Linked DNA regions of Homo sapiens: region 1 is linked to region 2. A link is a contact called in ENCODE Hi-C or POLR2A ChIA-PET data. All regions are on one chromosome and are shown on one strand. The core of a region is the stretch at or near the end of the contact, and the rest is flanking DNA. Distances in the headings are between cores, read along the strand shown. Region 1 overlaps PTGIS (prostaglandin I2 synthase). Region 2 overlaps KCNB1 (potassium voltage-gated channel subfamily B member 1).

The links. A loop is a pair of places that touch in the nucleus more often than their neighbours do. ChIA-PET counts read pairs that join two places held with the same protein, here RNA polymerase II (POLR2A). Pooled maps may share reads with other maps.
Region 1: a map of gastrocnemius medialis shows a loop between it and region 2 (2.6-fold over the local background). The contact joins two enhancer-like sites. A Hi-C loop is called at or near these places in 2 of 168 maps with a recorded cell type or tissue (endothelial cell of hepatic sinusoid and gastrocnemius medialis) and 1 of 50 pooled maps. POLR2A ChIA-PET finds 5 or more read pairs at or near these places in 1 of 52 experiments (H1).

Annotation. Positions count from the first base shown.
Region 1 is chr20:49,526,368-49,533,237 of GRCh38, forward strand. The region is part of intron 5 of PTGIS (prostaglandin I2 synthase); the gene reads right to left. Among named protein-coding and RNA genes, the nearest start is that of PTGIS, 38 kb to the right of the region's middle. Within about 2 kb of position 1,929, at least 2 of the 41 ENCODE cell types and tissues checked have a DNase peak (open chromatin) inside an H3K27ac peak, as active enhancers do; they include gastrocnemius medialis, where a contact is called at or near this core.
Region 2 is chr20:49,415,508-49,422,444 of GRCh38, forward strand. The region is part of intron 1 of KCNB1 (potassium voltage-gated channel subfamily B member 1); the gene reads right to left. All of the region lies in intron 2 of LOC105372649 (a long non-coding RNA gene), which reads left to right. Among named protein-coding and RNA genes, the nearest start is that of KCNB1, 64 kb to the right of the region's middle. Within about 2 kb of position 4,929, at least 9 of the 41 ENCODE cell types and tissues checked have a DNase peak (open chromatin) inside an H3K27ac peak, as active enhancers do; they include gastrocnemius medialis, where a contact is called at or near this core.

The DNA of each region.
Region 1 (6,870 bases), core at 679-3,178, 110 kb after region 2:
TCTTGAATATCACTGTAAACACGGCGTTTACAGATGACTTTAAAAAGCAAGGCAGGACCATTCTCCACTTTTCCCCTGTGCCTACAGCAGTTCTGAGTACATAGGAGGCACTCTATATTTGCACAATCAATGAATAATTAAGCAAAAAAGGTAATGCAGTATGAAAAGACAGCTGACAGAAAGTGAGAAAATATTTGTAAATAATATATCTGATAAGGGTCTAACACCCAAAATATATAAAAGAACTCCTACGACTCAACAACAATAAAAAACAAACAACCTGATTTGAAAATTGGCAAAGGACTTGAATAGATATTTCTCCAAAGAAGAGATACAAATGGCTGATAAACACATGAAACAATGCTCAACACCATTAGTCATTAGAAAATGCATGTAAAAACCACAGTGTGATACCATTCACAACCATGAGGATGGCTACTATTTAAAACATAGGAAATAAGTGATGGTGAGGACGTGGAGAAATTGGAACCCTTATGCATTGCTGGTGGGAATGTAAAATACTGCAGTTGCTGTGAAAAAGAGTTTAGCAGTTCCTCAGAAAGTTAAAGAATTACCATATGATCCAGTAATTCTAGTTCTAGGTATATAGCCCAAAGAACTGAAACCAGAGACTCAAACAGATACTCGTGCACCAATGTTCATAGCAGCATTATTCACAGTAGCCAAAAGGCAGAAACAACCCAAATGTCGGTTGATAGGTGAATGGATAAATAGAATGCAGTATATACACACAATGTATTCACTCTTAAAAAGGAATGAAATTCTGACGCATATGCCAGGCATGGTGGCTCACGCCTGCAATCCTAGCACCTTGGGAGGCCAAGGTGGGCAGATTTCCTGGGCTCAGGAGTTAGAGAACCAGCATGGGCAACATGGTGAAACCCTGTCTCTACTAAAATACAAAAAAAAAAAAAAAAAATTAGCCAGGCATGGTGGTGTGTACCTGTAATCCCAGCTACTCAGGAGGCTGAGGCACAAGAATAGCTTGAACCCGGGAGGCGGAGATTGTAGTGAGCTGAGATGGCGACACTGCACTCCAGCCTGGGCGACAGAGACTCTGTCTCCAAAATCTCATATAATGAGAATCCTAGAACAGGAAATTCAGAGACAGAAAGTACAATAGAAGTATACTATTCGACAGAAAGTAGAATAGAAAGTAGAATAGAAGAGACAGAAAGTAGAATAGAAGATATGTCGGGCTGGGAGGAAAGGCAGGTGGGGAATTATTGTTTAATGGGCACAAAGCTTTTGTTTAGAATCATGAAAAGTTTCTGGAAATAGATAACGGCATGGTTATACAACATTGTGAATGTATTTACTGCCACTGAATTATACAATTAAAATGGTTAAAATAGTATATTTTATGTTATTTATTATTTTACCACAATTTTTTTAAAAGGCATATGAAGGTCATTTGGCAAAAATGAGTCAAAGATAGTGTTGTATAACAAAGAATTTGCATTCTGGGCGGGTGCAGTGGCTCACGCATGTAATCCCAACACTTTGGGAGGCCAAGGTGGGCAGATCACTTGAGTTCAGGAGTTTGAAGCCAGCCTGACCAACATGGTGAAACCCCGTCTCTACTAAAAATACAAAAAAGGATAAGCTGGGGGTGGTGGCAGGCACCTGTAATCCCAGTTACTTGGGAGGCTGAGGCAGCAGAATCACTTGAACCCGGGAGGTGGAGGTTGCAGTGAGCTGAGATGGAGCCACTGCACTCCAGCCTGGGTGACAGAGTGATACTCAAAATACAAAAGAATTTGAATTCCAAGGTTTCAGTTACCCATGGTCAACCATGGTCCAAAAATATTAAATGAAAAATTCCGGACATAAACAGTCATAAGTTTTAAATTACATGCTGTTCTGAGTAGTGTGTTGAAATCTTGTGCCATCCTGCTCTGTCCTGCCTGGCAAAAAACACAGGATAAAAATATAGCAGTGGGCTGGGTGCAGTGGCTCACTCCTGTAATCCCAGCACTTGGGGAGGCCGAGACGGGCAGATCACCTGAGGTCAGGAGTTCGAGACCAGCCTGGCCAACATGGTGAAACCCCATCTCTAACAAAAATATAAAAATACAAAAATTAGCCAAGCATGGTGGTGGGCGCCTGTAGTCCCAGCTACTCAGGAGGCTGGGGCAGGAGAATCGCTTGAACCCAGGAGGCAGAGGTTGCAGTGAGCGGAGATTGCACCACTGCACTCCAGGCTGGACAACAGAGCAAGCAAGACTCTGTCTCAAAAACAAAAAAAATATATATATAGCAGTGATTGGATCATGGATCAAATCAGTTTACATTTGTATATCCCTTAGAGCAGTGTAGAGGACACACTAAACCTTACCCAAGAGTTATCTATTGCTGTGATATATTGTTAGCACAAAGCAAAGTGCCAGCAACCACGTGTTTAGTATGCATTTGTGGAAAAAAAGAAAAATAAGAATATAGTCACATTCACTTGCACTTGTGTGAAGGAACTCTAGAAGGATCCATTTGAAACTAATAAAACTAATCAATTATGAGCAGTGGGAATTGGTGGAAGGGGATGTGACAAGAAAAGGAAGGAGACTTACCACTGTTATTACTTAATTTTTTTCCAGCCTTGCTGAGGTATAATTGACAAAGGAAAATTCTTATTTAAGTTGTACAACATGATGTTTTGATACACAAATATGGTGTGAAATGATTGCTGCAATCAAGCTAATTAGCATATCCATCACCTTACATAGGTGCACACTCACACGTGCATGCATGGTGAGAATACTTAAGATCCACTCTCTTAGCAAATTTCAAGTATACAATACATTGTATACTTGTATATTAAATCTCCAGAACTTATTCATTTTATAACTCAAAGTTTATACCCTCAACCAACACACCCCCATTTCCCCACCTCCTGAGCCCTGGTAACCACTGTTCTACTGTTCCTCTGAATTCAACTTTTTTAGCTCCCACGTATAAATGACATAATGCGGTATTTGATTTTCTGTGTCTGGCTTATTTCACTTACAATATTGTCTTCCAAGTTCATCTATATTGTTACAAATGGCAGGATTTCTCCCTTTTTATGGCTGAATAACATTCTTTCGTGGATTTACATACACAGCAGTCCTGTCTTATCCAGTTTCACTTTCCAAGGTTTCCATCACCCATAGTCAACCATGGTCCAAGAATATTAAATGAAAAACTCCCTAAGTTTGAAATCGCACACCATTCTGAGTAGCATGATGAACTCTTGTGCCATCCTGCTCCATCTTGCCTGGGGGGTGAATCATCCCTCTGTCCGGTGTATCCACACTGTAGACCACACCTGCCCATTAGTCACTTGGGAGCCACTGTCTCAGTTATCACGTCAACTGTCATGGTATGGTAGTACTTGTGTTCAGGTAACCCTTATTTTGTTTTCATTACAGTATATCGTTATAATTGGTTTCATTTTATTATGTTGTTAATCTCTTACTGTGCCTCATTTATAAATTAAACTTTATCAGGCCAGGCATGGTGGCTCACGCCTGTAATCCCAGCACTTTGGAAGGCCGACGTGGGCGGATCACCTGAGGTCGGGAGTTCGAGTCCAGTATGACCAACACAGAGAAACCCTGTCTCTACTAAAAATACAAAATTAGCTGGGTGTGGTGGTGCATGCCTGTAATCCCAGCTACTCAGGAGGCTGAGGCAGGAGAATCGCTTGAATCTGGGGGGCGGAGGTTGTGGTGAGCCAAGATTGCACCATTGCATTCCAGCCTGGGAGACAAAAACGAAACTCTGTCTCAAAAAAAAAAAAAAAAAATTAAACTCTGTCATAGTTATGTATGTATAAGACAAAACAGTATATACAGGGTTCAGTACCACCCATGGTTCCTGACATCCACTGGGGGTCTTGGAACATATCCCCTGAGGTTAAGAGGGGGCCATTGTACCACTATCTCTGTATCTGTTCATGCACTGATGGACACTTAGTTTGTTTCCATGTCTCAGCTGTTGTGAATAATGCTGCAATGAATTGGAGGTGCAGACATCTCTTCAAGACAGTGATTTCATTTCCTTTGAATATATACCTAGAAGAGGGATTGCTGGATCATGTGGTAGCTCTATTTTTGATTTTTTAGGAACCTCCATACTGTTCTCCATGATGGCTATACCAATTTAAATTCCCACCACCAGTGCGAAAGAGTTCTCTTTTCTCCACATCCTTGCCAATATTTGTCATCTTTTGACATTTCTAACGGGTGTGTGGTGATATCTCCTTGTGATTTTGATTTGCATTTCCCCAATGAGTAGTGATGTTGAACACCTTTTCATACCTGTTGCCATTTGTATGTCTTCTTTGGGAAAAATGCCTATTCTGGTCCTTTGTCCATTTTGCAGTCAGGTTATTTGGATTTTTGTGTTTTTTGAGGCAGAGTCTCGCTCTGTCGCCAGGCTGGAGTGCAGTGGCGTGATCTCGGCTCACTGCAACTTCCACCTCCCGGGTTCAAGCAATTCTCCTGCCTCAGCCTCCCGAGTAGCTGAGACTACAGGCGTGCACCACCACGCCCAGCTAATTTTTGTATTTTTTAGTAGAGACAGGGTCTCACCATATTGGCCAGGATGGTCTCGATCTCTTGACCTCGTGATCTGCCCAACTCGGCCTCCCAAAGTGTTGGGATTACAGGTGTGAGCCACCGCTCCCAGATGTTATTTGGAATTTTTGGTATTGAGTTGTATGAGTTCCTTATCTATTTTGGATGTTAACCCCATATCGGGTATGTGGTTTGTAATCTACTTTACATTTTTAATGTTTAAACCACGCGAAATAATTTTTAAAATAAAATAATAGAAAATCTGGCAAACCCCCCAAAAATAATTTCCAGTGAAACATCATATACTGTAGAGATTCAAGGAATTCAGTGCATATGGGAGTGAGGAAGAGAAGATTCTGGAAAACTGAGCTTGGTGGCTCAACCTGGGGCCCTGCAGATGAGCAAAGCTGTGTAGTTAAAGGGGGAGTCTGCATAAAGCCCCCTCCTGAAATGTGGTCGTGGGAAGAAAGCAAATGTTCGAAATGGTTACAGCACATTTATACAATTCACTACAGACGTTCAACAAAACAGATACGGAGAAATGCAACTATTTACTTCCATTCCTAATTATTTCAATATTTAGGTTGCCCCAAAAATCAAAAAAAGACAAAATTTTAAAAATCTTCCCACTGGGAAAACAGAGGCTTGCTGTCTACTTGGGATTCCAGTACAATTTGCTATTTTGTTGTTTTTTTTCTTTTGAGACAAGGTCTTGCTCTGTCACTCAGGCTGGAGTGCAATGGCGTAGTCTGGCTCACTGCACCCTCAACCTCCTGGGCTCAAGTGATCCTCCCACCTCAGCTTCCTGAGTAGTTGAGACTACAGGTGTGAGCCACCACAACTGGCTAATTATTATTATTATATTTTGTAGAGACAAGGTCTGTCTATATTGCCCAGGCTGGCCTCAAACTCCTGAACAAAAGTGATTCTCCTGCCTTGGCCTCCCAAAGTGCTGGATTACAGGTGTGAGCCACTGTGCGCAGCCTCATGCTGTATTTTAATGTCTGCATAAAGGCCAAGTGTTGTTCTGGGAAACAGAGTAGCCGCAAGCCCCAGGGAGTTATGGAGCATTTGAAATGCGGCTGGCTCGAATGCAGCCACATTTAATATAGGGTAGGGGAGACACTGGATTCCAGAGTCAGCATGAGAAACAAAATGTAAAATATCTTATCAATAATTTTAACATTGGTTAATGCTAAAATGCTAATAATATTTTAGATGTATTGGCTTAAATAAAATGTATTATTAAAATCGATTTCACTTCTATTTTTCTTTTTTAGTGTGTCTAATAGAAAATTTTAAATTACAAATGTGATTCCCATTATTTGTCTATGTACAGCACTGTTCTAGAAGGATAACAGCAAACAGATAGCAATAGTTACCTGGGGATAGATTTAGAGGGAATGTGGTCAAAAGAGAATTTTCCTTTTTGAAATATTTGATTTTTTTTTAACAAAAGTCAGAGGAGCCCAGTTAAGAGGCCCAGTGCTGTAGCAGAGTGCCTGACCTTGAACAAGTCACCTCACATCTCAGCATCTCAGTTTTCTTGCCTGTAAATTGGGATAATAAAAGTACCCACCACAGAGGGTTATATACAGATCAAATGCGTTATTAACATCTAAAGCACAGAGATGACTGACACAGTCCTAATAAACGCTATATTATTAAATAACAAATCTTACTGAATGTTAGCAAATTATTAGCCCAAGGAGAACATGTTCATGAATTGCTTCTTTAATTAAGAAACAATAATAAATTGCGAAATACAGAGCACAAAGTTTGAAGACAGAGAGCATTGAAATCCCAGCTCTTCCCTTTCTAACGAGATGACCTTGGCCAAGTCACTTTGCATCTCTGAGCCTCAGTTTCCCCCATGTGTAAAATGAGGGCCATCTAGCTCATAGGATGGTCAGGAGGATTCAGAAAGATCACACACAGAACACACTTGGTATCGGTAGAAGTTTGTAAAATGCTACTTGCTACATTCTCTCCATTATTACGAGGTATTTCTTATTGGTGTGATAACCGGATGCCATGAATGAGGGCTGCCAGGCCCACGGTGATTGGCAGCCCACCAATTTAAACCAGATTGGTGTATCTGGTTTAAATCCCAGAGTCCCCATGCTATGTAGCCTCGGCTGAGCCCCTGCCCATCTCTGGACCTCAGTCTCCTCATCCAAAAAATGAGGACCCAGACTTGAATACCTCTCAAGTTTTTTCTGGGAAAGCCCTCTAGGCCCTCTAGATTTGGGGGCATAGTACAGAGAGGCCCCCAGAAGACACATGTCTTTAA
Region 2 (6,937 bases), core at 3,679-6,178:
TCCTGCCACAGGGCAGATGGAAACCTTTCCTCGATCCTCTGGCAACTTCCCTTCCTTGGCTCCGGGCAACTCCTCTTTTGGTTTTCCTAAGCAAGATGTCAGGTTAGTAAAACAGATCCCAGAGTTTAATTAAAATAATGAGTGGTATTAGAGGAAGGATGCCAGGGCCAGCCAGAGGGAGAAAATGAGTTACGGTTTTGTTCATGGAGAGGGGCGGAGGGAGAGCACGAGCAGAGGGAGAAAGTCTGTCTGACTCTAGAAAGGCAATAATGTTTCGATGTGGTTTTGCTCTCACTCTTGTCTCCTCTGACTCCTCCTTCCAGAGAATCCCAAGGATCTTTCTATAAGATCTAATCTTGTCGCTCCTCTGCTTTAGAGTCTTCTATGGCTCCCCAGTGCCTTCAGAATAAATCCACACTTCTCACTGAGGTTTGAAGGCCCTACGGGATCTGAGTCCTACTAACGGCACCCCTATTGCCATGCAGCTCCCTGCTTCCCACACCATTCCGATCCCAGAGGTCTCACATGGGCTGTGTTCTCTCCCTACTCCTCTTGCCTGGGCTAACTCCAGCTCTTCCTTGAAGGCCTGTTTAAATGTCACTTGGGGCATAGAGCTGAACCCAAATGATAATACATGCTTCCTGTGCTCATGGTTCAGAGGGGAGACAGACAACACATACATAAACGCATAAAAGGATAGATCAGCCGGGCACAGTGGCTCACACCTGTAATCCCAGCACATTGGGAGGCCAAGGCAGGAGGATTGTTTGAGGCCATAAGTTCAAGACCAGCCTGGGGAACATAGTGAGACCCCCATTTCTAAAAACAAAACAAAACAAAACAAAACACACTTAGGTGTGGTGGCACACACCGGTAGTCCTAGCTACTTGGCAGGCTGAGACAGGAGGATCACTTGGGCCCAGAAGTTTGAGGTTGCAGTGAGCTATGATTGTGTCACTGCACTCCAGCCTGGGCAACACAGTGAGACGCTGTCTCTACTAAAAAACAAGACAGATCATTTAAGACAGGGATCAGCACCAGGTGGAAAGGCAAAGGACTAAGCTTTTTGAGGACCATCTGCCCGGCACCGTTCAGAATGGCTTGTGTGTATTTACCTGTTGAATCTTGCTCCGGTCTGAGAGGTGGAAGCTCTATCACCTCCACCTCATGAGGGGATGAGCTGGAAAGTAGGTTGCTCACAGCTTCTCCTGGGTTCCACTTGAGCAGCCTGGCTTTGGAACTCAAGCTGTTAACCATCGCCCTTCACGGTGGCTCCAAACATTGAGGGGATGGGACAGGCTGGGTAGGTGGTGGGAGAAAGAAGGTGGGGATGCAACTTGATATTCAGTGGCCTGAGAAGGTGACCTGTGAGCTGAACAGTGGGTCTGGCCATGTAAGGACAGGGGGAAGAATAAGGGAAGCAGCAGACGCCTTGAGAATATAAATACGGCAAAGAGCCCAAGGTGGCTGAAGTGGTGGTCCCGCGAGTTCCCATCCACCTGAAATGTGATTGGCCCAGGCCAGCGTGGGTATTGGGAGAGGCCATAGCTAAGTCCACTGAAGGAAGCTATTGGGGTGGTGCAGGGGGTGGGGGCTGTGATGCTGTGAGCCCCAGCCTTGTGACAGAGCCCACGGCTCTTTCCTCTCTGTAGGTGATGCTGGCAAAAGGCCTAGGGGATCCAGCTGGGGAGGGACTGCCAGTCTTCCCAGCAACCAAAATTTGGGGGAGGACCACGCCTATCTCTTGGAATATCATGTTTTTTCGCTTATCGTATTGGAGGCTTCATTCATTCATTCCCTCCCATCTCACCAAATCTCACCTGTCCCCCAAAGTCCTCTCTAACCTCATCTCCTACTACCCTTCTCTCACATGGTCCCATGCAGCCACAGTGGCCTTCTTGCTGTTCTCCCATAGATTGAGCTCATTTCTACCCCAGGCCTTTGCACTATAGCTCCCTCTGCCTGGAATGCTCTTCCCCCACTCTGGGACTGCCCTCCTCATTCAAGCCTCAGCTCCCAGGAAGGGGTTGGTGTGGGCAAAAGGGAGTGCCATTCCTTGCAGACCTCACAATCCCTAAGGATCTTTATTTTATTTTATTATTGTTATTTTAAAGGCAGGATCTCACTCCATCACCCAGGCTGGAGTGCAGTAGCACAATCATAGCTCACTGCAGCCTCGAACTGCTGGGCTCAAGGGAACCTCCCGCCTCAGCCTCCTGAGTAGATGTAACTATGGGCAGGACCCAGGCGCCTGGCTTCTAAGGATCTTAAACAAGAGTTTTCATGATATAGGTATAAGATTATTCACTGCAGCATTGTTTATTCGATCAAAAAGTTTGGAAACAACCTCAATGTCCATCAACAGGGAAAAATTAACTCAACAGAGGGTCATTTATATGCAGCTGTAAATATGAACACTATGCAGCTGTAAAAAGAACAGAGATGGCTCAATATGCATAAATAGGGAACAGTCCCCGAGGTATGCTGTTAGCAAGCAAAGCACCGCGAGAACAGAATGTATAACAAACTCCCATTTCAATAAAACAAGGAAAAAAGAATATGTACATATATGCATTCACTTATATATGGATATGTTATTTGTGGAAGCGATCACAGGAAATTGGTAACAGTGGCTGCCCCTGGGGAGGAGGACGGGGTGGCTGGGGGACAGGGTGGGAGAGAACTTTTCACTGTGTGCCCTTTTGAACACTTTGACTTTCATACTAGGGAAATATAGTAGCTATTCAGAAAACTGACATTCCAGTATTTTTAGAATTTTGACCTTATCTCTAAATGGGTTAGGTACACAAACAGGGACAGAATGATAACAACGAAAAAAGACTGCATTCCTCAAACAACACTACCCCTGCATCCCTTACTGAACCACTCCTAGAGAATGCCATGGGTTTAAAATACGAATATATAAACAAATCGAATAAATCCTGGGGTTATCTTGTGAGTTATGTGAGTTACACATTTATATTATGTTGTGATTTTATGCAGGTTGTCACGATTTGCTCAATGTTACATCTTAAATGTACTGCAACTTTAGGGATGTCTTCATTTTGTTGTTGTTTTCTTTATAAATTAATATTCCAGGAGTCTCAAAAAAATAGAAGTCTTCCAGGCTTCTCTCCGCTGGAGGGACCCTGTCCCAATTCTCCTTAGGGAGTGAAAGAGACAAGGGAGGCCCGAGAACAGGGACAGTAAACCCGAGTTCTCAGGAGGAACAGCAGCCCACAGTCCCAATTTAGGTGCTCCCAGGGGATGGGGACAGGCTGACCAAGGCACAGAGGCAGGGCCAGGCCTACCCCTGGGGATGTAGATCTGCTGAACATGGGCAAGAGAAAATTCCCACCCTGTGAAGCTGGTCTTGCTGCGGACTGGAGGGGAATGTCTGTGGTTTTTAAGCTGTCTCCTCTGGAAACAGCATCTCACAGCGCCGAGCTAGGAGTGCTACCCAGTTCTGAACAATTCCAGAGCCCAGGCTTTTTAGCCACTAAATCAAAGTGAGAGATGTTGACTTAGTGTAGCCATGGCCTGATCTGAATCGACGTTAAAGTTTCCCAACAGCCCATGAGATGGTAGAAAGGATGAAATGATACTATTAATAATGTACACACGCTTAACTCATTCATGACCATCCCCCTGCGCTGGCTTCAAACCCTGTGTCCAGCCTGTATCTCACTTGATTCTCCCAGCCACCCTAGGAGGTAGCAGTGTTGGTTTCATTATTCCCACTTTACAGACAAGAAAGCTGAGGTTCCGAGTGGGGAAGGAACTTGTCTAAGGTCACAGAGCTAAGGAGTGTCATGCATAGAGTAAAAGTCTCCAATCCAGAGCTCCCTCTGATTCACCACCTGGGGAAGCCAGGGGTGGGCCTAGCTCGGTGCCTCAGTGCCCACGGCATGGATGGGAGAGGCCCCTCATCACCAGGCAGGCAGAGTGCAGGGCAGAGGCGGATGACTCTAGTCTAGACTGTCCTGCTGAGGCTGGTGATGGGGGAGGCTCGCTGAGCCACCAGCTACAGGGAGTCTCAGAATATCTACCACATCAGCAAGACCTTCCAGATCTGCCTGCAGGAGGCACCTGGAACATGCCCACCTCTCACCACCCCCAGAGATCTGCCCTGGGCCAGGCCACATCCTCTTCTACCTGAATGATTGTAGTTGCCTCCTCACTGTCTTTCTGCTTCCATCCTGGCCCGTACAATAAAACACAGTCCATTCTCCAGATTCATCCATACGGATCCTGTTAGAACCTAAGCCAGACCAGGGCACTTTTCTTTGCTCAAAACACCTCCCTATCTCCCAGCATACTGAGGACAACAGCCAAAGTCCTTAGAACAGCCCACAAGGCTCTGCAGGGCCTGGCCCCTCCGTATCTCTCTGGCCTGATCCCCTTTACTCCTCCCCTTGCTCACTCCCCTCCAGCCATGCTGGCCTCCCCTCTGTTCCTGGAGCACAACAGGCATGGTCTGGCCTCAGGGCCTTTGCACTTGCTGTGCCCTCTGCCTAGAACACTCCAGCCCCATATATAGGCCTGTTTCCTTTCTTTGTGTCTTTCAGGTCTCTGCTTAAATCTCACATCCCCAGAATGGCTCTCCCTGACCACTCTATTTCAAATGGCACCCACACCCCATGAATACCAGTCCCCTTACTCCTGACATTTTGCATATATGCAGTGATATTATATATTTGTCTCTTATTTCTTTAGTGTTCTCCTTTTGCTTCTAGAATGCAAGCTTTAAGAGCCACAGGTCTTTGTTCTTTTTCTTGATTGTATTGTTGTGTCCTTCATGCCTAGCAAGGGGCTGGCATACAGTAGACACAAATTAAAGAACAAACAAATGAGTTCCAGGTCTCCAGGCAGACTCCTCAGGACTCCGGGACAACAGAGAGTCCTCTGAAATGTCTCATGAATCTCTCTCTCCATGAAAGGCAAACCCAGCATTACACCATGGGTTGGGCAGTTTATGGCCACATGTCCAGGTGGCTGTAGCAACAATACTCATTAGTCAGTGTATTTTTGTGGTTGAAGGCAAGGTACACTCTGTTTCCTCAAGGTAGTCAAACAAACACCATGAGAACTATGTGGAGCTTGAAGGAAACTGTGAGCTCCAAACTTTCCTGCCAGAAAAGGAAACCAAGGCTAAGAGAAGTAAAATACCTTGCCCAATGTCTCTCACCACTAAGAGGAAAAGTCAGCCCTCAAACTCTGGTCTTCTCACCATGAAGCCAAGAAAAGATCCTCAGAGGACACTGGCACTGGTGATTTGTTGTTAAGACAACCATGCAGATAAGCACAGCCCTGCTGATCAGGGCCTGAGAAAAACAAGGATTCTAGGTCTTCCAAACAACAAAGGTGGCCAGTCATGCAGCACCATGAGTTCAGGGTGAGGTTACAACTCATTGTCAATGTGTTCCTGGAAGACATCCAGAGAGCTCTGGACATTTTCTCCTAAAAGCTTTGGTGAGAGGAGAGGGAAGACGTGTTTGGAAACATTCTCTGGACTCCATTAAAGCAGATGTTCTCGGGACCCAGGCCACCATGTGCATGATGTCCTGCTGACTCACCTGTGGGTCTCCCCAGTTCGGAGAAAACACGTGGCCAAGGCTGGGCAAGAAGGTCTGGATTTCCTGCACAGCCCTTCAAGGAGGTGGGGGGTAGGGACACTGGCCTGAGGACAGAGAACAGACAAGCTGGGGAACCACTTCACATTTGGCCTGCTAGGCCACGTGACATTTGGCCGAAACCAACTTTGGCCAATGTGAAGTTCTAAGAAATATCTTGTTCTGGGATGAGCACTTATGGTGTAACAGTCCTGCAGAGCATTTTCTTCCAAAACCTTCTGGCCTACTGACATGCCATGGACTTGCCAACCATGTGAGTCTCAAAACATAATCCCCACATTCTCTGCCATTCCTCCATCAAGAGACAAGGCTTTTGTCTCTTCCCTTTGAGTTTGGGCTCTGCAACTGCTTGTTCAGTAGAATATGGCAGAAATGACCCAGTGCCAGTTTCAGGACCCAGACCTTGAGAAACTGGTATCTTTCACTTCCTGCTCATTGGTATGATCACTCTTGGAACCAGATGCCTCCTGTGAGGAAACTCAAGCCACCTCATGGAGGGGAACTGTCAGACAGCAACATCTTTCCAGCCCTGCGAGCAAGTGAGCCCCAGTTGAGCCGCCCCGGTGGAGGCTGTGTGCAGAGCAGAAATGAACCAGGCCTGTCCATCCTGGCCCACACTGCAGATTCACGAGCAAATAAATGTTTTGTTTTAAGCCACTAAGTTTTGGAGGGTGGTGTGTTATGTGGCTGTAGAGAAATAGAACATCTTCCCAACTGGGAAGGAATTTCCTGGGCCCTGCAGGAACCCAATCCAGATGTAGGATTTTAATAATAACAGAGAGGCCTGGGGTTATTTTAAGGAAGACCAATAAATCAGGTCAGGAAACATCATCTGCTGACTTCCCTCTGGCACTCCCTAGCCTTGTCAATGAGAATAGCTGAGAACAGTCTAGGAGTCTTCCCTATTTGAGATAGAATCCTCTGCTAATCAAACACACCTCGGGATCCTCTATGGCCAGGGTGGAGGTGGCAAAAGTGGAGAACAAATGTTTTCCCTTAATTCAGGATCTTATATATTTTTCACAGAATGTGGAATTACCTGGTGGCTATCGTCCTACTTGGACTATCAAAGGAAATAAGGCCGCTCTATAGGCAAGCATCAGAAACCTCTCCTTCTATTCCTTTCCTGTTTTATTTATTGTGTGGGGCTGCCATGGAGATGGAGCTGGGAAGAGACAGGGGAAGTTCAGCCTACAAAATCTTTGTGAAGCTGGGTGCAGTGGCGCATGCCTGTAGTCCCAGCTATTCGGGAGGCTGAGGTGGGAGGGGTGCTTGAGCTCAGGAGATCAAGTGTGCTGTGAGCT